Linked DNA regions of Homo sapiens: region 2 is linked to region 1. Evidence: chromatin loops called from intact Hi-C (ENCODE). Cell type or tissue: natural killer cell. All regions are shown on one strand. Each heading gives the region's core, and the rest is flanking DNA. Links, peaks and the distances in the headings are about the cores only. Region 1 holds the start of KDM5D (lysine demethylase 5D). Region 2 has its middle 250 kb from the start of KDM5D.

The links. Hi-C counts contacts between places; a loop is a spot of excess contacts. Peaks named below come from ENCODE experiments on the same cell type or tissue, not always from the same donor. Only the 100,000 strongest peaks of a DNase experiment are listed, where the experiment ranks them.
Region 2: a loop joins it to region 1, with 3 times the contacts of the local background. A loop is called at or near these places in 4 of 110 quality-filtered maps.

Annotation. Positions count from the first base shown.
Region 1 is chrY:19,739,020-19,751,754 of GRCh38, reverse strand. It overlaps KDM5D (lysine demethylase 5D), which reads left to right and starts at 7,029. Exons shown (of 27, transcript NM_004653.5): 1 at 7,029-7,084; 2 at 7,202-7,370; 3 at 8,516-8,593; 4 at 9,898-10,020; 5 at 10,267-10,437; 6 at 12,093-12,227. The coding sequence starts at 7,221. KDM5D-DT (KDM5D divergent transcript) reads right to left here and starts at 6,970. Exons shown (of 3, transcript XR_938630.4): 1 at 6,042-6,970. In natural killer cell, for the core only: no CTCF peak of the experiment used is centred there; a DNase peak (open chromatin) is centred at 6,934; H3K4me3 peaks cover 2,098 bases; H3K27ac peaks cover 1,383 bases.
Region 2 is chrY:19,493,341-19,506,075 of GRCh38, reverse strand. It overlaps the pseudogene BCORP1. Among named protein-coding and RNA genes, the nearest start is that of KDM5D, 250 kb to the left of the region's middle. In natural killer cell, for the core only: no CTCF peak of the experiment used is centred there; DNase peaks (open chromatin) are centred at 2,715, 3,725 and 7,325; H3K4me3 peaks cover 1,181 bases; H3K27ac peaks cover 2,178 bases.

The DNA of each region.
Region 1 (12,735 bases), core at 3,278-11,277:
AAGGCCATTACAGAATGGTAAAGGGATCAATTCAACGAGAAGAGCTAACTATCCTAAATATATATGCACCCAATACAGGAGCACTCAGATTCATAAAGGAAGTCCTGAGTGATCTACAAAGAGACTTAGACTCCCACACAATAATAATGGGAGAATTTAACACCCCACTGTCAACATTAGACAGATCAACGAGACAGAAAGTTAACAAGGATACCCAGGAATTGAACTCAGCTCTGCACCAAGTGGACCTAATAGACATCTACAGAACTCTCCACCCCAAATCAACAGAATATACATTTTTTTCAGCATCATACCACACCTATTCCAAAACTGACCACATAGTTGGAAGTAAAGCTCTCCTCAGAAAATGTAAAAAAACAGAAATTATAACAACTGTCTCTCAGACCACAGTGCATCAAACTAGAACTCAGGATTAAGAAACTCACTCAAAACCGCTCAACTACATGGAAACTGAACAACCTGCTCCTGAATGACTACTGGGTACATAACGAAATGAAGGCAGAAATAAAGATGTTCTTTGAAACCAATGAGAACAAAGACACAACATACCAGAATCTCTGGGACACATTCAAAGCACTGTGTAGAGGGAAATTTATAGCACTAAATGCCCACAAGAGAAAGCAGGAAAGATCCAAAATTCACACCCTAACATCACAATTAAAAGAACTAGAAAAGCAAGAGCAAACACATTCAAAAGCTAGCAGAAGGCAAGAAATAATTAAAATCAGAGCAGAACTGAAGGAAATAGAGACACAGAAAACCCTTCAAAAAATTAATGAATCCAGGAGCTGGTTTTTTGAAAGGATCAACAAAATTGATAGATCGCTAGCAAGACTAATAAAGAAGAAAAGAGAGAAGAATCAAATAGAGAGATTCTCTATTTGAGAATAGAGAGAAAAAAATAGAGAGAAGAAAAATAGAGAGAAAAAAATCTCAGGACCAGGTGGATTAATAGCTGAATTCTATCAGAGGTACCAAGAAGAGCTGGTGCCATTTCTACTGAAGCTATTTTTAAAAACTGGAAAAAAGGATCCCTTCCCTAACTCATTCTACAAAGTTAGCATCACCCTGATACCAAAATCAGGCAGAGACACAACCACCACCACCACCACCACCTCAGGCCTGTATCTTTGATGAACACCGATACAAAAATCCCAAACAAGATACTGAGAAACCAAATCCAGCAGCATGGCAAAAAACATATCCACCACAATCAAGTAGGGTTCAGGCCCAGAATGCAAGGTTGGTTAAACATATGGCAATCAATAAATGTGTTTCATTGCATAAACAGAACTAAAGATTAAAACTACATGATTATCTCAATAGATGCAGAAAAGACTTTTGATAAAATTCAATATCACTTCATGTTAAAAACTCTCAATAAACCAGTTACGGAAGGAATGTTGTAGGATTTATTAAAAAATTACTATAAGCAGATGGGAGGGAAAGGGGTCCTTCAGAAGTTTTTTTCTTTGAAAGCAGCTCCAGAAATGTTTCTTGTCTACCTGAATAGCCCCTGCTCAGAGAGCCGGGCAGCAAGCTATGATATGAAAATGCTGCCCATCAGAAACTGGGTCCACCCAAACATAACAATTCCTGCCCTTTTCTTCCTTGCCCCTACATGTGCCTGGCAAAATGACCACCCCCACATACCCTATGTGTGTAGAACATCATGGTGCCCTACATTTGCATATTAAAAGGCTAGGGTGGAAGGGCCAGACTTTTTCTGGGCTATGTAAATGGCAAGCCTGGTCAAACCAATCTCCTGAACCCTAAGCAAATCAGACACCACCTCCACCAGCTTTCCCATATAAGCAGCAACTTTTCTCTGCACACAGGATTTTCTCTTTGTTAGAATCCCTCTTCCCCAACTCCATATCTGTAAGGGTACCTGTTTGCTTCTTCCTTGCTTCTTTCTTATTAAAGTTTCCACTCCTTAAAACCACTCACGTGTGTCCGTGTCATTTTATTCAATTCAGTGCAAGAATAAGGATCCTAGTGCTACTCCACTTATCGGGGCCATATCTGGAACATACCTCAAAATAATGTAATGAAAGTCATGTATGAAAAACCCACTGCAAACATCATACTGAAAAGGCAAAAGCTGGAATCATTTTCCTTGAAAACTGGCACAAGACAAAGATGTCCTCTGACACTACTTGTATCCAATATAGTATTGAAAGTTCTGGGCAATCAGGCCAGAGAAAGGAATAAAAGATATTGAAATAGGAAGAGAGGAAATCAAATTATCCCTGTTTGCAACCAATATGATTCTATATGCACACAAATCCATCATCTCAGCCCCAAAGCTTTTTAAGCTGATAAACAACTTGAGCAAAATCTCACAATACAAAATCAATGTGCAAAAATCATTAGCGTTCTTATACACCATCAATAGTAAAGCCAAGAGCCAAGTCATGAACAAACTCTCATTCACCATAGCCACAAAAAGAATAAAACACCTAAAGTACAGCTAACCAGGGAAGTGAAAGACCTGTACAGGAAGAACTATTAATACAAATCACTACTCAAATAACTAAGAGATGACATAAACAAATGGAAAGTATTCCATGCTCACAGATAGGCGGAATCAATATCACTAAATGGCCACTCTGCCCAAAGCAATTTATAGATCCAATGCTATACCCATTAAATTACCATTAACATTCTTCACAGAACTAGAAAAATCTATTTTAAAATTCATGTGAAACCAAAAAAGAGACTGTACAGCCAAGGCAATTTTAAGCAACATAATCAAAACTAAATTCATCATGCTTCCCAACTTCAAACTACACTACAGAAGTACCGTAACCCAAACAGCATGGTACTGATAAAAGAACAGACACATAGACCAAAGGAATAGAATGGAAAACCCAGAAATATGACTACATGCTTACAAGTATCTGATTTTCAAGAAAATTTACAAAAGCAATGGTGAAAAGACTCTCTATTTAATAAATGGTGCTGTGAGAAACTGGCTAGCCATATAGAGAAAATTGAAACTGGACCTTTTTATTACTCCATATACAAAAATTAACTCAAGATGGATTAAAGACTTAAATGTAAAACCCAAAACTATAAAAACCCTAGAAGCAAATCTAGGCAAAACCATTCAGAACATAGGCAGGAGTAAAGACTTCTTGAAGAAGATGTCAAAAGCAATTGTGACAAAAGAAAAAATTAACAAATGACATCTAATTAAACTAAAGAGCTTCTGCACTAGCAAATAAACCATCAACAAATTAAATAGACAAAGTACAGAATGGGAAAAAATTGTAAACTATGCATCTGACAAAGGTCTAATATCTAGCATACACAAAGAACTTATACAAATTTACAAGGAAAAAACAAAGAACCTCATTAAAAAGTGGGCAAAGGACATGAACAGACAATTCTCAAGACATACACATGTAGACAACAAACATCTTAAAAAGCTCAACATCACTGATCCTTATAGAAATGCGCATCAAAACCACAATGAGATAGTATCCCAAACCTGTCAGAATACCTATTATTATAAAGTCAAAAAATAACAGATTCAGGTGAGGTTCTGGAGAAATAGAAATGCTTTTACACTGCTGGTGGGAATGTAAATTAGTTCAGCATTATGGAAGACAGTGTGGCAATTCCTCAAAGACCTAAAGATAGAATTATCATTCAACCCCACCAATCCCATTACTGGGTATATCCCAAAGGATTATAAATCATTCTGTTATAAAGATACATGCACATGTATGTTCACTGCAGGTATTCACAACAGCATATGTACATTCACTGCAGCTATTCACGAAAGCAAAGACAATGGAATCAGCCCAAATGCTCGTCAGTGATAGACTGGATAAAGAAAATGTGGTAAATATACACCATAGATTTCTATGCAGCCATAAAAAAAGACAAGATCATGTCTTTGCAGTAACACAGCTGGAGACCATTATCCTTAGCAAACAAACGCCAGAACCGAAAACCAAATACTGCATGTTCTCATTTATAAGTGGGTGAGTGGAGCACAGGAGGAGGGAGAGAAGCAAGAAATATAACTAATGGATATTAGGCTTAATACCTGGGTGATGAAATAATCTGTACAACGAACCCTATCACACAGGCTTACTTATAAAACAAACCATCATATAGTGCACATGAACCTCTGAACTTAAAAGTTAAAAAATATATGTATTACAATAAATGAAGTTAGCAAGGTGCCAGAACACAAGATCAACATACAAAAATTAATCATATTTCTGTGTATCACTAACAAACCCTTAATAGGGGAAATCTTTTAAAAATTTGATTCATAGTAGCAGAAATAGAATAAGATAATCTGAAGTAAATTAATTTCAAATATATATAATACATACTAAATACTAATATACAAAAAATACCAAAAACTATAAAACTTTGTTGCAGGAAACCAAAGAAGACCTAAATAAATTGAAATACATGCTTTGTCCATGTATAGGAAACTTAGATGGAAATATTTCCTAAATTTGTCTGTAGATTCAACATTTCTGTCTCAGTCCCAGCTTGCTTGTCTGTTGAAACCCCAGCTTGTTTCTCTGTAGAAACAGGCAAGGTAATAAAAATACAAGAAACAAATAATAGCCAAACAGTCTCGAAAAAAACAAGAAGAAAGTTGGGATTACTCACTTTTCCCAATTCAAACCTTCCACAAACTACAGCAATAAAAACAATATGGCATTAGAATATATACATACATATAAATATGGAACGAAATTGAGAGTCCAAGAATAAACCCATACATTTATGGCCAACGGAATGTTATCAAGAGTGCCAAGAACAATTAATGAAGCAATAATAATGTTTCCAACAAATTCTGGGACAACTAGATGGCAACACGCAAAAATATTGAGTTGGATCATTACTTCACAGTGTTTACACAAGTTAACTCAAAATGTATCAAAGACTTTAATGTAGAAGCTAATACTATAAAGGTCCTAGAATAGAGGAGAAGAGTACATCCTTGTGATTTTGGGTTAGACAAAATCCCCTCAGAGGCAACACTGAAAGTACAAGTGACAATAGAAAAAAGCAAACTGGATAAAGATCAAATTAAAAATCTTTCTGTTCAAAGTTTACTATTAGGAAAGAGAAAAGCCAGCTTACAGAATTATTTTTTATAAAAATCAAATATTTGATAAAAGAATCAGATAAGATTACAACTAAACAAAAAAAGACAAACCAATGTGAAAAGAGCCAAAAATTTTGAATAGACATTTCTCCAGAGAAGGTATATAAAGCATATGAACAAGCCAACAACCTTACGAAAAGATGCTCAACACTACTGTATCATTAGTAATTCAAGAAGTCCAACTCAAAACTCTATGAGATCTCATACACATTGTAATGGTCAAATCAGTAAGTCATGTAATTATAGTATTGGTGAGGACATGAAGAAACTAGAACGGTATTCCACTTTAGATGGAAATTAAATGATGAAGATGCTTTGGAAAAGAAAAGTTTAAACCTAAAGTTCCCATATAACCCACTAATTCTACTTGTAGGTGTATACACACGAGAAATGACACTAAGCATGCACACAAAAACCGGTACACAAATGCTAATAGCAACATTATAATAGCTAAAAGTAGAAATTGAAATATCTATTTACTAATGAATTCATAAAATATAAAGCTGTATTATAATGAATTATCTTGAACAGAGAAAAAAGATCTCATCATTTGAAATAATACAGGCTCTATAACTAATTTTATGAAATAGAACTCTATAACTCTAACTTTATGAAACAGAAAAAGTATGTAGATAAAACTAGGAAAAAGAAAGCAGAAAATTAAGTAACAACTTTTGAAACAGGAATATATATGTAATGTAGTATAATAAACTCATGAAGCCGATAATCTAGATGAAATGGATAAATTGTTAAAAAAAAAAACGGAAATGCCAAGAATCGTACAATACGAAACAATTGTCAAACTATCAAACTTTAAGGCACTTCTGGCAGTGCCCTTCCAAATAAAATCTACCATTTGATTTTTAAAACTTACCTTTTGCGTATTTTTCAAAAATATATGGAGAACAAAAAGATACTACAGTAGTGAACTGATTAAAAAAAAACAGAATAGCAATGTAGGGGGATTTTTGCTTAACGGGTGTAAAATATTGTAAATAAAATTATAGGAAATAAAGTGTAACATCTTGTTTTGAAATAAAACATCGCAATAAAGTATAATTTCCCTTAAAAACAGCATGATATTTCCACATCAAAAAACGGATCATTAGCAGTGTGTTTCTTTTGATTTATGGTACGTGTGTTTAGCGATGTTGAAGGTTTACTGTAATCTGTCCAGGTCTTTGTGATCATTTTAAAATTTAGGGTGCTCCTAGGTAATTTTTAAGGGATGTTTATCATGTGCAGTAAAGGTTTTATTCAAAAACATTTAGCACTTCTTTTCCCCGTCCTAAAGTCCAAGCTCGAGTTGGTAAAAAATCCAACGACAAATGTGCCCACTTGAAGTGCACTGTTAATGCAACAGTTTACAAGAACATAAATACATTGTACCGGCATCCTGCCTCCTAAACGTCTTGTGACAGGAACGTTCTCGAGCTGAGAACCCAGTGAGTCTTCAGAGAATGTTAGTAAACACTTTCACATGAACGGATATCGCCGGCGGTTTGTCCTGGCAGGAAAAAAAAAAGGTGCGTTTCTACGGACATTTCCGCAAAGGAGGAATTTTCTCCGAGAAATCCTTCGTTGATCAGCACCACAGCCTTTTACGGTCCTTCCCTGCAATACGCAGGCGTAACTTGCGCAGTGGTCCCATTTTAAAAAAGATCCGGCCATACTATTTTTATCTTGCTTTTTCGTTCTGTCGCAGTACTGTTTAATATGAGTCCAGCGACGGCTCTGTGACTGTTTTCCTCTGGTAAAATCGCTCTTGCGTCCTCAGCGTTTATCTCAGGTGCGGAAGGTCTCACAGGTTTGGAAATAGCGCCGGAAAAATCGATCCGCGGAGTGAGACGGCTCGTACCACACTGCAGGGCCCGGAGGTCAAGATGGTGGCTGTAAAACTAGGATCCCTGACGATTGGTAAGCAGCTACGGGATTAAAGTAACCTTGAAATTCTCAAGAAAATGAAATTTTCATAGGCCTTTTAGTAGGAGGAACCAGCGCGTCATTAAAGACAATGTGATTCTTATTTTACAGCTTAGCATTAAGGCCCGACATGGAACCGGGGTGTGACGAGTTCCTGCCGCCACCGGAGTGCCCGGTTTTTGAGCCTAGCTGGGCTGAATTCCAAGACCCGCTTGGCTACATTGCGAAAATAAGGCCCATAGCAGAGAAGTCTGGCATCTGCAAAATCCGCCCACCCGCGGTAAGTCTTTGAAACAAAATTTGGGAATGGGTAGCCTTTGGTTTGAACGTTGGGGCAGTTTACCACTTGGCGAGGCGTTATTTACACTCATGACCAGAAACCCTTAGCACCAAATTTCTCATTTAACTTTTCTGACCCGAACAAGCTGGCATCAGAATATTAGTATCAGATCGCCACATTCCACGGGGTTCTAAACATCTGACTGCTGTAGGGACAAAAATATAAGATTCAAATATTTCTACGTTCTGCTGTTATTAAATATAGTTTAGGCATACACAAGCTTTTATTACATTTAACCGCAAAAAAATAGCTTACTCAGAAGTACTTGATCTATGACAGAAGCAAGTTATATAAGCTTGTGTGTTAACCACTTGGACTGGTGTTTTCTTTCTTTGATATGACCTTAGATGTATGTAGCAAATATAGCAAATAATGGGAGTGATGTGGCATCCTTTGCCATCAATTAAATTTATTATTAAACGTAGACCATTTTGGGTTGCTATACTGAAAACTACTAAATGAACCTCGTAGAAGTTTGACTGAATTAAGAATGTAAACTGAAATAAGCCTGGGCTGTCGTCGTGAACAACTAACACAATATTCAGAGAAGTCAAAAAGTTTTCGCAGAGCATACAGCTTTTTTCTCATATATTGAACCAGGCTGCAACGTTATTTTTATGTGGATGTTCGCACTTCTCAGCATTTGCAATTAAACTTTTTCGTACTGCTGGGAGTGGGAAGAGATAATGGCTTAGGTTTTAAAAAGTGAAACAATTTTTTATCTGCATTACATTTATCTTCATTTTAGTAAGGACTCATAACCCAAATAGCATAGTGTTTGTTCAGATGTGCGTCATTCCTTGGAAGTCGAGTCGCTTTCTAGCCTTGGGATTATAGAGGTTTTTTTTTTTTTTTTCGTCTGTTACGAAGGACACATATCAAGGAGAGTTTTGGATTTGCAGGGTTTTTCCTTTTTTTTTTTTTTTTGCAGTTAATCTTGATTATGAAGAAGGAATCATTTGAGGCCCTTGTGTACAAAAATGGTTACCAGAAGACTTTAAAAGAGTGGGAACAAATGATTGTGGTTTTCACTATCTTCATCCTTTACTGTGCCATAGTTACCAGGTCCTTACACTTTCTTCTAGGATTGGCAGCCTCCTTTTGCAGTAGAAGTTGACAATTTCAGATTTACTCCTCGCGTCCAAAGGCTAAATGAACTGGAGGTAAGATTGGGAGGCACACTTTTTTTAAAGGAATCTGATCTTTAATCTTGCCGTTGTAGTTTCATAATAATGTAGAACTTAAGTTTTGAAATCTAATGTATTGAATTTGAACCCGAACTCCACCATTTTCCAGAATACTGATTTTGGAGAAAGTCTTCTATAAAATACATAATTTATGTCCACAAAAATGGTAGAACACAAAGGCTTTAAATATCTGAGGAAGAATGATGCATTGTTTCGCTGTTCAATAGTTTCAGGTTAGAACTATCAAAATGACAGTACCTTTCCCATTTTGTCTTCTCGTACTCACATATTTAATGAATGAATTTTTTTTTTTGAAACAGAGTCTCACCCTGTCTACCAGGCTGGAGTGCAGTGGCGGGATCTCGCCTCACTGCAACCTCCACCTTCCAGGTTCAAGGGATTCTCTTGCCTCAGCCTCTCAAGTAGCTGGGATTACAGGTGCACACCAGCAGGCTCAGCTAATTTTTGTATTTTTAGTAGAGATGGAGTTTCACCGATTTGGTCATGCTGGTCTCCAACTCCAAACGTTAGGTGATCAGCCTGCCTTGGCCTCCTAAAGTGCTGGGGTTACCGGCGTAAGCCCCTGCACCCAGTGTGACTAAATTTTTTTTAGTTCTTTAACAGAAGCAGAGTTCAGACAAGAAATAGGATCTTTTAAATATCCAGCAACAGAGTGATGGTATTACATATGTTCTGCTTTAATAAAATGTCAGAGGCAAACTTGCTCTTTAAAGCAGTCAACTCAGTCTTCACAGTTTAGTATTCAATATAGAAAGTATATGAATGATTTGTCATTTTCTTTTACTCTTAGGATTTTGACTATGATCAGTAGCTAGAAGCTGTGTATGAGTTAGAGTAAGAAAGCAGTGATTCAGAAACTGGTTTTGTGTCCAGCTCTTTTACATGAACTAGAAAAATATTTTAATTCTTTGAATTATATATCAGTACATTCTAAATGAGTGTCTTGATGATATTGAGTCTAAATACTGTTGGAGCCTACATATTTTTGGTCAAGCCACCTTTAAGTCCAAGAATAATTCCTTAAATTTAGACATGATGTTGATCCTAAGACGGCACATTCTTAGCTCTTTATAGATTAAAGACTCAGCTTATTTGAGCTTTTTGTGGACCCCGCTGGTGAGATAAGACAGTGAAGCTGGGGCTCCGGCACGTTGGTGGAGAAGTGTAGATAGCATAGAATAATACTTGTTCATTTACTGCATACTCGATGAAGTCAGGTTAAGGAGTATGCCAATCTTATAAGGCCCTCTCTTTCCCAGGCCCAAACTAGAGTGAAATTGAACTATTTGGATCAGATTGCAAAATTCTGGGAAATTCAAGGCTCCTCTTTAAAGATTCCCAATGTGGAGCGGAAGATCTTGGACCTCTACAGCCTTAGTAAGGTAAGAGTAGTCTACTTTCTAAAGGAAAAACAAAAAGCCTTGCCTCAAGGATCTTCTGTGGTAGAAACAATAGGCAGGAAAGGAAAGAACACAGAGCCTGGCAGCGTTTCTTGACGTAATCTTTGAGTCTTGCAATGATTGGTGTTGGGGGAAGGGCACAGCCCCCCATATTCAAGTCTCATTGTTGTGTTGGTAGCCCTTTCCAGTCTGTTCACAGTTCATCCATATTGTTTCTTATACTTTCAGATTGTGATTGAGGAAGGTGGCTATGAAGCCATCTGCAAGGATCGTCGGTGGGCTCGAGTTGCCCAGCGTCTCCACTACCCACCAGGCAAAAACATTGGCTCCCTGCTACGATCACATTACGAACGCATTATTTACCCCTATGAAATGTTTCAGTCTGGAGCCAACCATGTGGTGAGGGCCCTTAAACTGGTTTGTGGCCTGATGTGATTTTGTTTTCTTTTGTATTTTTTCTTTGGATTGGACTTTTCTCTTGAGTAGTCAGGGTCTATAGATTCTAAATCTCTAGAGTGAAGATGTTCCAGGAATTGGCCCTAGAAAATACTTTGCAGCCTCTTTATGTGGCATAGTTTTATTCCTGCTATACATAAGTAAGAACTAGAGTAACCTTTCTATCTTATGAGGTTGATGTTTACTAAGATCTTTTTATGGAGAAGATCTTAAACTAGAAGTTAGAGGAAACCATTTCCTATTTTAAGTATCTTACATGAAAAAGATAATCTTTTTTTTTGAAATGGAGTGTTGCTGTGTTGCCCAGGCTGGAGTGCAGTGGCAGGATCTTGGCTCACTACAAGCTCCTCCCGGGTTCACGCCATTCTTCTGCTTCAGCCTCCCAAGTAGCTGGGACTACAGGGGCCTGCCACCACGCCTGGCTAATTTTTTTGTGTTTTTAGTAGAGACATGGTTTCACCATGTTAGCTAGGATGGTCTTGATCTCCTAACCTTGTGATCTGCCTGCCTCGGCCTCCCAAAGTGCTGGGATTACAGACGGGAGCCACCATGCCTGGCTGAAAAAGATAATGGTGTTCCTAAGCTTTCATGAGGCTGGTTCACTTGAAGATAGTTTAGGTTAAAAGCTTGGTGTGACTTGGGTTTAACTCAGGGTGTGGAAACTGATTTAGCAGGGTAATTTTACATAATAAGTTAATTGTTTTTGTTTGTTTGTTTGTTTGTTTTGTTTTTGAGGCAGCTTATCACTCTGGCCAGGCGGCCTCCACCTCCTGGATTGAAGTGATTCTCCTGCCTCAGCCTCCTGAGTAGCTGGGGCTACAGGCGCGTGACTATGCCCACTCATTTTTGTATTTTTCGTAGAGATGGGGTTTCACCATGTTGGCCAGGATAGTCTCGATCCTTTGACCTCGTGATCTACCTGACTCAGCCTTCCAAAGTGTTGGGATTACAGGCATGAGCCACCACGACTGGCCAGTTTTTAGGTTTTATTATCCGTAAAACTTTAAAATATTTTATAAAAACTGTGTATTTATGTTTATAAACATGTTTCACTTAGCGTACATAATTCTAAAGATTCAGTATTTTTGTTTTGTTTTGTTTTTTGAGACAGTCTCACTCTGTCACCCAGGCTCTACTAACTTTTGTATTTTACCGAGACAGGGTTTCACCATTTGGCCAGAATGGTCTTGATCTCTTGACCCCATGATCCACCTGCCTCGACCTCCCAAAGTTCTGGAATTATAGGCTTAAGCCACCACACCCAGATTGAGTATTTTTATTACTTGTTTTTCATCCAGGAAATTGAAGCACAAAGAGAGAAGTTCAGTATGTTTGCTGAAAGCACACAGAGAATAAGAGTAAAAACCCAGATTGATATCAATACAGTCCAAAGACCATGTTCTTTCATATTCTGTGATGCTCATTCATAAGCAGAGGCACGAAAATTGTCAGGATATGTGCTCTATCCAAAGAACAAGAGGAGTGGACCTGTGTAATTTAGAAAGAACTACAGCTTTATTTGCTAGAGTTGTAAATGAAGGAATCACTTATTACAAATATGACTCAATTTCTGATTCTATATATTTTTTTCTCTCTAGCAATGTAACACACACCCGTTTGACAATGAGGTAAAAGATAAGGAATACAAGCCCCACAGCATCCCCCTTAGACAGTCTGTGCAGCCTTCAAAGTTCAGCAGCTACAGTCGACGGGCAAAAAGGCTACAGCCTGATGTGAGTGACTGTTACTCCTGTTATTCTTCCTATAGCTGAGAAGGTTCATCTAGACCTTGATATTGGGGAAAATTCATTGCTGAATGCATTGTTTTACATATGTCTGGTTCAGGATAAAATTAATTGAAATGAATTATTAATTATTTTGTTCATAGGTCTGGTTTATAATATTTTGTCTTTGTAGTTTTGCTTTTATAAATTTTAAAACATATTGCTATTGTTTTAAGTGATGGGGTCTTGCTGTGTTGCTAGGCTATTCTCGAACTCCTAGGCTTAAGTGATTCTCCCTCTACAGCCTTTGGAGTAGCTGGGGTTACAGAGGTTAGCCATCATGCCCGGTTATAAGGTATTGTTAATTTCTGTGAATCTTGGAACGATTTTTGCAAAGCACACTGTACAAATCAGTTATTGTTAACTGTTTGTTCTATTCTATGGTCTTCCATGTGATGGTCAGTAGGTGTGACCACAGAGACTCAGGAAAGCAAAGTTTATTATTATCACAGGCCTT
Region 2 (12,735 bases), core at 2,431-10,430, 240 kb after region 1:
GAACTAGAAATGTAAACATTGATAGGCAAATACAAAGACAGAAAGTGTAACTGTATTTGAGAAAAAATATGGGATTTTGTTTAATTTAATACTGGGCAGAAATTTTGTGAGATGTTGCTAGGGACCAAAGCCCATTTAAAGGTGTGAAGGTGGTTCCATGAATATCTGTCTATCCATGCTTAAGGACACAAGCTGAATGGGAAAACCTCTTCAATGCATAATGAAGGCTTTTCTGATGAGAGAGAACAACACTGTGAAGGAAGCATGGGTTACACAACCACATTCATGCACATAACATTTTTGTTCACAGTGAAATAGTGCATCTTTTTCAGAAACAGAAACAGGAAACAGAGGGCAAAGTGACGTACCTGAATGTGGATGGCCCTCAATTCTTCAAATTTATTCTGGTTATTGTTTCTTTCATTATGGAGCAGAAAAGAGGGTATGTGTTGAGCATGAAGCAAGATTTCTAAGAGATTTTGAGTTATTGACTTTGAATGGATGGATGATGATGGAAAAAGGGAGGAATATCTTTCCACTTTCTGAACCTGAGTAGTGGATGTTGCATATTTTGTGGTTCTGTTGTCTCAAGTGATGCAGGGTCTGGTGGCCTGGGAAAGACAAAGCCAAAAAAAAAATGCTTTCATTTTTGTATACTTCCCCCCCAACCCCTCTGGAGAACCATCAGGAAGGCCTGTGTAGGGTGGATTAGCATAAGCCCCCACCAACCCAGACATGCATGTAAATTCTGCCCTGCTTCAAGGATTTTTCACTACCCCAGCATAGCAGGATTTAAGCTGGCAAGACTGCTGTTGGGTGGAGCCCATGTTGGCTGCTGGCTGGGCCTCAATGCCACCAGAACCCCAGGATCACCAGGACTTTCCTCAGAAGGTCCAGGTAGCCCTGGGAATGCCATCCTGGAGGTTTTGAAAAACATGGGAGGGGCAAGGGCTTTTGTGCGTTTACGCCTGAGGTGTGGTATCTCATACAATAGCCCCTTCTTCACCCCTGTTCCCCACCTCCCACCAGCCCCAGGCCTGAAGGAGCTCAGAAGTCCCTTTTGTTGTTGTTGTTTGCAATGGAGTCTCACTCTGTTGCCCAGGCTGGAGTGCAGTGGCCCAATCTTGGCTCACTGCATCCTCCACAACCTGTGTTCAAGCGATTCTCCTGCCTCAGCCTCCGAAGTAGCTGGGATTGCAGGCACCTGCCATGATGCCCAGCTGATACTTGTATTTTTAGTAGAGAGGGGGTTTTGCCATGTTGGCTAGGCTAGTCTTGAACTCCTCACCTCAGGTGATTCCCCCCACTTCAGCCTCCCAAAGTGCTGGGATTATAGGCTTAAGCCACCGTGCCTGCCCAAAAGGTCCTTTATTAGGCCTCAGTGCAATTCTCATGTGTGCATGAGTGCGTTGAGGACCACACATGGGGCAGGTGAGCTCTTTTCTCTGCAAGAGGGGACCCTCCTGCATCAGGGCTTCTTGTGCCTGCTGTTATGTCTCAGCCCTGCTAGGGATCTAGTCAGAATGGCAGGAGGCCAAGTTTGGCTACCACTCATACTGACTTTTTTCTTCAGTGTTTTTGGCCAGAATTCCCGATTCCCTCTGGAAAGTCTGTTCTTTGCTGAGGCACAGGTAGCTGAGCCATGAGAAGACGTTCTGGTCAGAGTGACTGGCCTCTTTTGTCAGTCCCTGAGGTGGACAAATTGCCCTGGTCTACAGCTATCTAGACTGCTTTTGGCAGTTGTCCCCAGTACATTCTGCCAAGGGATTGTATGAATTTTTGTCGAGTGAGAGTCGTTGTGGGTTTTAATAATCGAGCTGTTCTCCCTTGGTTATTTTTTAGCACCCTGTCACCCCAACCAGCATCGCCTGCTCACTCCTGGCGATTAGATTCGGCGGCAAGTCTGTCCGAAGATCTTTAACCTAGCAGAAAACATAACTAGTGATCTCAAAGATGATGGGGGGGAATGATTAATGTACATCGACACAGGGCAGATAGAGCTTTTAGGTCGTACTTGTCATATTGATTTGCATGGATACAGAGTTTTGCTAATGTTGAAAACCTGAAGCTAAACTATATTTTCATTGTTTATGTGCAACTAGAGGAACTGCTAGGTAAAGAGTTTCAGATCAGGGCTCCAGATTGGGGTGCCAGGAGCAGGGCATGTGAGATCACCAAGAGATTCAGAGGCCTCCACTTTATTTTATTTATTTATTTATTTATTTATTTATTTATTTATTTATTTATTTATTTATTATTTTGAGACAGAGTCTCGCTCTGTTGCCAGGCTGGAGTGCAGTGGTGCCATCTTGGCATACTACAACCTCCGCCTCCCGGGTGCAAGCAATTTTCCTGCCTGTATCCTGAGTAGCTGGGGCTACAGGCTCGCACCACCACACCCAACCAATTTTTCTATTTTTAGTAGAGACGGGGTTTCACCGTGTTGGCCAGGATGGTCTGGATCTCTTGACCTCGTAATCCACGAGCCTCGGCTTCCCAAAGTGTTGGGATTACAGGTGTGATCCACCGCGTCCGGCCCCGGGGTCACAACTTCGAGGTGTTGTTTGTCCTTGTGATTTCAGAATGTGGGGAGGAGTACCATTTTAGGTGGGGGAAGGTTATGAAAAGGCACTATTGCTTTGAAGAAAGGAGGGTCTTTTAATGCTAATAGTAACTGCCACAGGGGTAGATTTATAGGGCCAGTAGGGGTCGCTCCGTACCATTTCTGGCACCTTCCTCCAACACCAATTTCTGTTCTTCAGAGCTCTAGCTATCATGACAGGAATACAATAGACTTTTATCGCAAGAGTTTTTTACTTTTTACTTTTTATTTTTTTTAGGCAGCCTCCTTCTGCCTTGCTCCCTCTCCTTCCCCCTTCCGGAAGCTATAGACACTTCCGAGAGAGCGCGAACTTGCGGTGCACTTTGCATGCGCGCCGCGGGTAGGACTGGACGGTCGGATTTGTAGGCAATTCTGACACCGAGCTCCCGGGCTCGGTTGGTAGAAGATCGCTTTGGGAATCCTCCTACTCTACGAGGACCAAGTAAGACTGGGTGTGTTAGGGGAAGTCAGCAACTTGAGTTCTGTCTCGCAGTGCCTGGGCGGAACGTCCCCTCTCCTGAGGTGTTGGGATGCTATGAGAGGGGTTGAGAGGGAAGGCCCACCCCACCCAGATCTCGGTGCGGGGTGAGGTCGGAACTATGTCAGATTATCGAGGCTAGAAAGTCTTTAAAAGTCACTTGCGGAGGGCTGGCCCGCAGACCAGGGCTGCCGGGCCACGACGGCGTGCTCGGCTGGCAAAACGAGTTGACATCATCCCTCTGTCCCTCCTGCCGCTAACTGCTGGGTCGCACAGCGGAGCCATTTCGCACATCTGGAGTTTTGGGGTTAGGAGAAGCAAGCGGTCCAAGGCTGGAAAACCAATAGAGGTGGCCGAGGATCTGGTGCCCCCTGCGCGGCCTCACGGAGCCGAGCTGGCGGTAACCCTGGGCATTGGAGCGTCCATGAGAACTAGAAACTGGGAATAGTGTGGGAACAAACATCGGAACGGGAACCGATGTTTGCCACTCCTAAGCTTCAGTGGTTTTTGATTTCTAGGGCGAACTTCTGGGGAGAGGAAAAGATAAAACAGTTTGCTTCGTTAATTGGCTTTTTGTGGCAGCGCGAGAGTTGTAGGGCACAGTACCTGGCTTGCAAGCCACTCCCATTAGTCTCTTCATTCACCTGCTTCCCTTCCCCCTCTCTGGTAGTTTTGCTTCAGCCCTGTGACTAGTGTAAAAGTACTTTTTGAAGACATTAGCCCAAGGCAGATAGATTTGTTCACTACGTGGCAAAACTAGAGCGTCAAAGCCTAGTTTCTAACAATGAGTTGGAGACCTGAGAGTAGCCAACCTACCTTTTTTTTTTCTCTCTCTTCCTATTCTGGGCTCCTGGAGGAAGGGAAAGTGGGGTCTTCTGGGAACTAATGACCTCACACCAGGGAGGTCAATTTCATAGTAGAGAGTGGGATATAGGAAAAAAGTATGAAATTTTAAAACGTGCTAAAAGATTACTGCAGGTAAGAGAAACTGGGTTCAAGGCTTCTTGTGAATTTAGTTTCTAGGACTGAAATGGTATCTTTTTACTGTTATTTAGGGAGGAGTATTAGGGAAGTCTTCCAAATTTCCTCAAGGATACGGCGTGAGAAAATAATGATTTCAAGTGGAAAAATTAGACCAGCAATTGCCTTCTCTGTGCACTTCTACGTTTGAGCTTGAGTTTTGTCCTTACGGATAAGTTATTTAGGGCCCTCCAGCCTCAGTAAGTTTTTCATTTGTTAAGATTGAACAGTCATCCATCTTTAGGACCAAAGAACACTAGGGACATTATTGTCCTAAGGATAAATCGTGCCTTAGCTAACCAGTCATATTCTGTGGATTGCGCCTTCATTTCTTGCTGCTACTATTCCCTCTGACAGTGATATGCCAGTGTCCTGGGACTGACCAGTTAATACTCTCCACTGAGGTTATTTCTCTGGGTTTGCCTCTTTCCCTTTATGTCAGTTCTTTGTAATTTAAATGAGTACATATTGAAAGGACTGAATCTTTTTTTTCCCCACTAAATAGGATCATTTTATGGTTTAGACATTGGTTCTAAAGCTCTTAACCCTTAGCACTATGCTCTTTGGCAAGTGTTTTTTTTTTCTTTTTTTTTTTTTTTAGACGAGAGTCTTGCTTTGTCACCCAGGCTGGAGTGCAGTGGCATGATCTTGGCTCACTGTAACCTCTGCCTCCCAGGTTCAAGCGATTCTCTTGCCTCAGCCTCCCAACTAGCTTGGATTATAGGCGCCCACCACCAAGGCCAGCTAATTTTTGTAGTTTTAGTAGAGACAGGGTTTTATCATGTTGGCCAGGCTGGTCTCAAACTTCCGACCATAGGTGATCTGCCTGCCTCAGCCTCCCGAAGTGCTGGGATTACAGGCATGAGCCACCATGCCTGGCTGGCAAGTTTTTCATCATTGTTTTGGGGAAGGGAACAGGAGCTGCTAGAGGAAGGAGACCTGGTTGGAACAGGTGAGACAGAAGTGGCCTGCTGGAGAAGCGGAAGTGCGGGATACATTTGATAAGGATTAAATCTGGATGTTATGAGGGCTCAGTGTGGTGTTCTGCAAAGTCGGCCAGGGATCACTGTTTTATGTTTTGTATTTTTTAAAAAGTTTCTAGCATGAGTAGAAAATCAGATCTGTATCTTTTGAAAATTACCTGATAACTGAGGGCAGAGTATCATGAAAAAAACTGGTTTATCTTGGGAATGGAAGCTGTAACCAGACACGTTACATCTGCGCAGCTTTGAGCCACCAGACAAGTGAGAGTGGCTTCTTTCCTCCAAAAAAATACTTTTGTTTTCTTTTTGGTCAGTAGAAGTACTCCTAAATGCTATTTTTCCTTACCCACTTGAAGACATTTCTCCAGCATGACACTCTTCTGTGGACTGTTTTTCCCACCCTTACTGGTTTTCTACCCTTTATTTATTTATTTGTTTGTTTGTTTGTTTATTTATTTATTTGTTTATTTTGAGATGGAGTCTCGCTCTGTCGCCCAGGCCAGAATGCAGTCTACCATTTATTTTGCTCAGAGTCACAGTGAAACACAGTCAGGGTGTGCTTATTAAATGCTGTATAAAATGCTGTCAATAGAAGAAAAAATTACAAAGGTTAGAGGATATAGATTCATGGGTTTTTGACAGGAAATGCCTTGGCACTTGTCATGTGATAACATGACACTTGTCTAGGATTTACATTATTTGTACACTACATTTCATTTTTTTTTTTTTTAGAAGAAGTAGGCCTAGAGCTATTCAAGTTTGCATTTGTACAGAACTGCTAAATGGGAGTTTCAAAGCATTTAACAAGGCATTTAACAAGGTTTCTAGACAACCAAGTTTTAATCAGACCCAAAGCTGGAACATACATTTTGACTTGCCCAGCTCCACCACTGCCTCTGTTGTTGAAGAAAACAAAAAGACTTGAAAATAATTTCCTGTGCTTGTACTCCCCACCTTCACCCCTTCTCTGAGGGCACTCAGCTAAAGCTGAAGTATATTTTGATATAGGCAAGGCCCAGGCTGTATACTTTGAAAATAATTGTAGTTGGGTAAATACTGTTTATAAAACAAAGTGGGTGCAGTGACTCATACCTGTAATCCCAGCTCTTTGGGAGGCCAAGATGGGTGGATCACTTGAGGTCAAGAGTTTGAGACCAGCCTGGCCAAAATGGTGAAACCCCATCTGTACTAAAAATACAAAACTTGGTTGGGCGTGGTGGCACACAACTGTAATCTCAGCTACTGGGGAGGCTGAGACAGGAGAATTGCTTGAATCTGGGAGGCAGAGGTTGCAGTGAGCTGAGATTGTGCCATTGCACTCCATCCTGGGTGACAACAGTGGAACTCCGTCTCAAAAAGAAAGAAACAAAAAACAAAACAAAACAAAACAAAAAAACAAAACAACAACAAAAAACAAAACAACAACAGCAACAAAAACAAGGTGCTAAGATGGGAGGTAAACTGGCCTGGTAAATTTAATTGTTAAGAACAATGTCAATTATATGTAAAAGATATTCATTAGACAGAGACCAAAGATTTGTTTCTTGGGCAGTTGTATTTCTAGTGAAAGTTTATGATACAAGGTAATGCCTTCGGTAAACCATATAATGAGCCTCATGTAAGTATTTAGTTAAAGCATATTTAAGGACTCACTAGTCTTGTAATTTGCTCTAATAATGATGCTATGGGAATGAAGTTAATCAAATATCATAAAGGAGACATTGAGGTGGGCAATTTACAAAACAAAGAGACCACTATGGTGTGGGCTATAGGACAGATCAGGACTTTGTGACATGTACAGACTTACTGCCAAAACCTCAACGTGTCCAGGGTAGATCAGCTCCTGCTTTTGCCGAGTGTAGCAATCAGTCCTAGAGGTTTGAACAAACTTGATTTCTAGTTGAGGAAATGGGCTATAGGAATCATGCTTTCTTTTTAACCCAAGGAGAAAATTCTGGGAGAGGGCTGATAAACTGCACAGAAATCTATAAGAAATGGCAGCATTCTTTTGCTTATGATGTCTCTGGTGAAGCTGACCCGTATGGGACTTGTTTTGAACTGCCATTAAGGTTTGATCTGTAGCTGTATCTCTAGTCTGGTTTGACTTTGGTAAGGGGAATGTCAAGGCCATTTACATCAATCACAAATTTGTAAATAGTGTAAACGCTATTGGCAAGGATTAGCACAGTGTCTCTAGTCGTCTTTCCTCAGCACTTATAAAGCCCACAGGATGTAAACCCACAGAGGAAGTGCAGAGGTGGCTGCTAGTTTCTGGCCAGAGTGTCTTCTACTGAGAAAGCTCAACCGAACTTCCTTACTTAACTAAACAAATCTTTCTGACATCCCAGGATTGGGATGAGGTGCAGGATGGTTTGTATGTTGTGGTTTAGGGAACTTGTTAGGCGGAGGTGATGGGAGAAGGCTTACAGGGTCATGCGTGTTTGTGTCTGGAGGAGTTTGGCTAGGATGTGTACACCTGGTTTCTCAGCTGCTTGTGACAGAATTTTTAAGATTTGAGAAAATAACTTTCAGTTGTAAGTAGTAAGCTTGCTGTAAGAATTATTAATTAAATTAAATAATTATTTAAAAATACATCAGTTATGTAATAATAATCCTGGAAATTGCAGAATACTCTGAAAGTCACTGTTTCCTTCTGAAATGGCCTTGTTATTTCAGATGACAAGTTAGCAACAGGAGTGTGCTGTGTTCCCTACACTTGCCACTGTTTACCAGGTTGGAAATGCAACATTGTAGGTTCCAGGACTCAAACAGGGTATATTTGGGAAGAAAGAATGCCAGCTGGCTTTTGACAATCTATTTCCCTTATAAGCCTTCCCCTTTTCAGAAATATTTTTGCCTTCAATTGTAGGATGCAAAAGTGTAGTCTTCAGGTCTGCCTACTGTACCATCCACTCTGTGACTTATTAAACTAGATGTTCATAGTCATAGGCCATTTCCAAGTTCCTGGCACCTCTCCAGGCACTTCATGGAGGCATCATGTTGGGAAGGAGATCAATTGGCAGTGGTGACTATTCAATGAATCCTTAAAATGCCCAAGTCACCAAAGCAGGCAATCAAGATGATCAGGAATGTAGGTCTGCCTTTTGGCTGGGTTGGGGCAAGCTTAGTGTAAAAATTTACTCCTTAGGAACTCTGGAGTTGATAGCTTTATAACCATAGAACCTGGGGTTCAGTGAATCATTCAGGGCTGACTTAATCTGTATCCTGCCCTTCTACATGACTTTGAATCTCTGGTGAATACCTGCAGGATGCTTGCATTTCTTTGTGTCCACTTCCATTCCCCCTCCCTCCCGTCTTCCTAAGTTTTAACATGGGCTTTTTCATATATTTAGGATACCTAATGGGGAGCACAGAAATGCTTCTGGAGTGATACCTGAACTCATTGCCAGTTCTATAAATTGGTCTCTTTTTATGACTTGTGCCATTTTCTGGAGAAATGTTGCTTCCATTTCACCTGCTTCAGTTTCATCTGGAGGAAAGGCTTAAAGATAAACAAGCCTGTAGTGTGAAAACGTTAGAGGCCTTTTCCTGTTTACAGCTGGGCTTGTACTATCAAGATTTGATTTGTGCTTTTGAGGAGGGACTTTGGTTGGCATTTTTCTGAACTAAATGCAAATTATAGAAAAAAATATTTTTAATGGTATGCAATGTATTAGTCACTTGCTATTGTGCTCCAAGGTAGGCCTCATTTGCACCAGCATCCTTACATCTGCTTGATGCTCTTTGGAGGCAATTCCATGTGTTGCAGTGTGTGTAGTTCTATGGAGCAAGGAGGAGTGACTGAACTCTGACCAACCAGAAAAGTAATTGTGGGTGGTTGGTACACTGAAGTTTTTCTAAGTCTTTCTTTTGTGTTTTTAGACTTCTAACATTAAGCAGCACCCATGGGGTTCCCATTGTTCCTTGCAAAGAAAATGGATTCCTACTTTGTGCTCTGGCCCTTATCCTGCTTTCTGTGGACTCTCAGACTTTGGATTAAGAGCAAGGAATCTCAGAACTCCTGAGTGAAGTTTCTTTATATTCCCTTTGTATACTCATAAATGCTGCTATTAGCTTTATGGTATAATTTGTTCCATTTTGTTGGATAGAGGAGCTTACTCTATCCAACAATAATAAGTACCTTATTATTATTATTGTTATTATTGTCACCCACGCTGGAGTCCATTAGTATGCTCATAGCTCACTACAGCCTCTAACACTTGGACAAATGATCCTCCCACCTCAGCCCCTAGAAGAGCTGGGACTACAGGTGCATACCACCACACGAGGCTAAGTGTTTTATTTTAATTTTTTGTAGATATAGGTCTTGCTTTGTTGCTCAGGCTGGTCTCAAACTCCTGGGCTAGAGTGATCCTCCTGTCTTGGCCTCCTACGGTGTTGGGATTATAGGCATGAGTTAAAATACCTAGCTCGAGTGCATTTTTTTCCTGTGATACTCTAGTGGAGGCAAGTGCTTTGACAGGCACTCAGGGTTTAAATAAATAGTTATTGTAGATCTGCCTATTCTAGATCTATCCCTCCCTATGCAAACCCCTCTCACCCATCACTTTGAGTGGGAACCAGCTCTGTAGGGACCAGATCAAGAATGTGCTTGGGGGAGAAGAAGTAATGCTAAGATACTGTAATGAAAGATACAGATTTCTTTTTTTGGGACCTCTTCTATTGAGGGACCCCAGCATTCAAATGCTTCTGCTGTCACATAGGCAAATGATTCCCTGATGGTTCAGCATGTGGCACAATGTGAAAGAAATGAGAGGAACACAAAAGCAGATGTAGTAGCTTGAGAGATTAATGGAAAAGGGAGTCCCTCACAGCAATAGTTGATCTGGGAGAGGCACCTGGTCCGAGACACTTTTGCATGAGGGGTTCTGTGGGGAAGCCTGGGTTTTCCCTATACGCTCCTTGCTGATTTGCAGGCTAGTTCCTTTTCTCCAGTACTTCCCAGGGTCTGCACTGCCCTCCTTTGCTTTATCCCCAGTGGTTGCTTACACCTCACTTGTATCTTTGTAGGGGAGGAAGGGCCAACCATGGGAAGCAAAACTTCAGTCAGTTTGGAAGGTTTCCTGAATGACTGTGGAGGCTGAGATGGGGGTGGGTTAAGGTGGAGGGATGGTATCTTCAGTGTCCATTTCCTAGTAAGCTCAGCAGTATTATCAATGAGGCTTTGGGTATACTGGAGTCTCCCTGTGGCATGTGGAATTGCACCATTGACCATGTAGTTTCTTTTCATCAAGATTCCAGTAGGGACAGAAGGTACAGGCATGGGAAAAATAAGTTGGATTGCCAAGGCCAATTGGTGTGTGGTAAGTGTTACGGAACTTTGGTCTACCAAGAGGAAGGGACATTTCTCCTTCTCTCTATATTGCTGCTGACAAGAGTCAAGTACTTGGCCACTGTATTTTCTACTCTAGATTTCCAGTTCTCTCCTCTTCTTTCCTTCGCTAAGACTCATTTTATTGTAACTGCTGAACTTGTGAGCATGTGTGTGTGTAGACAGGCAGGAGGGTGATGGCAGCAGATAGCAACAGTGGGTAGTATTTCCCTCTGCAGTGCTTCTTACACGAACCTGCTGGCAACCTTGAGGGCATTATTGGAGTCTCCTACCTGATACAGATTAATTTTATGCAAAATGATTTACATGAAAATGATTTTTGTTCTTAGCCTCTCCTTTTCTAGGAATGGACTCTTTGGTGCTTGCATGAAGAACCGAGAGACATTGATTTGTGTTATATGGGGTGGTTTCTGAGATGCCTTCCATTTTGTCTGTGCTACCTGAGAAGTGTAATTTATGGACTTTAATAAATCTCAACATTCAGTCTATACAGAGAAGACAGAGACAGCGGAAAACACCCTGGTGTTAATCGTGTCCTCAGTCCAACTTCCTATTTCTTTATTTCTTTGAGTAACTTTCTGGCTCTTTTCCATTGGGGCTGCAACGTTCTTACCAATAGTCGAGTATTTTCTGTTTTTTTATTTTATTTTATTTTATTTTATTTTATTTTATTTTATTTTATTTTATTTCTTTTATGTGCTTTAGATTTATTATTGTTATATATACAATATAATATAATATTTACCATTTTAAGTATACATTCTGTGGCATTAGGCACATCTAAATTGTTGTGCAATCATCACTGCTCTGCATCCTCAGAATTTCTTTATTTTTCCTAAGTGAAACTTTACATCCATTAAATGCTCTTTCCCCACTCATGTATGTCAACCACCATTCTAATTTGTGTCTACAAATTTCACTATTCTAGGTAACCTATGTAAGTTAAATACAGTATTTGTTGTTTTGCAAATGGTTTCATTCACTTGCATAATATCTTAAAGGTTCATTCATGCCATATATGTGTGTGTATATACATATACATATATATGCATATACACACATACAACATTTTGTTTATCCATTTATCCATCAGTGGACTTTTTTTCACTTAAAAACACTGTTTAAGTTTCTGCTTTCAATTCTTCTGTATTATACCAAAAAGTGGAATTGCTGGACCAGAATTGTAATTATATGTTGAATTTTTGGAAGAAGCACAGTATGGTTTTGCAAACTGACTGCATGATTTTACCTTGCTACCAGCAATTTAAAAGGGCCCCAGTTTTTCCACATCCTCCCCATACTTGTTATTTTGTTTCATTTTATTGTTTTGTTTTTGGTAGTAGCCATCCTGATGGGGTAAACCCTAATAGCCAGCTTAATGGTATCTCATTGTGGTTTTGATTTACATTTTTCCAAAGATTCGCGATGCTGAGCACCTTTTTATGTGCTTATTGATCGTTTCTGTACCCTTGTTGGATGACTGTTTATTGTTTATATCCTTTACCCATTTTTTTAGCTGGGTTGTTTTGGTGGTGGTGTTGAGCTGTTATTATACTTTATGTGTTCAGAATTTTAATCCTTCATCAGATATATAATTTGCTAATATTTTCTCCCATTCTGTCAATTGCTTTTTAATTTTCCTGCCAGTGTCCTTTTAACAATTTTTTGGGGGGTTTTAAGCTGTGGTGAAAACCCCATATATTTCCTATCTTAACCACTTTAAGTGTACAGTTCAGTAGAATTACTTACATTCATGTTGTGCAATCAATCTCCAAAATTCATCGTCCAAATCAGACACACTGTACTTACTGAACACCCCCACACATTTCTTCCTGAAGTGCCTGACAAACAATTCCTTTTTGTGTCTGAGTGTTGCTGCTTTAGATATCTCATATATGTGGAATCATGCAGTATTCATGACTAGCTTGTTTCCCTTAGCAAAATATCCTCAAAGTTTGATGTTGTAGCACATGATAGGATTTCATTTTTTTGTACAGAACTTACACTTAAAAATGGTAACTTTTATACTATATATATTTTGCCACAGTAAAACCAAGGCACATCAAGGCAATATAAATTTTCAAAATAATATTTATGTGTGTAATTTTCACAATAACATTTCGTTGTATATATAGTCCACATTTTCTTTACTGGTCATCCATTGATGGACACTTTGTTTGATTCTATGTCTTGGTTATTATGAATAATGCTGCAGTGAACATGAGAGAAGAGATGTCTCTTCAACCTACTGATTTCAATTTCTTTGGAGACATACTGTGAAGCAGATTTACTGGATCAT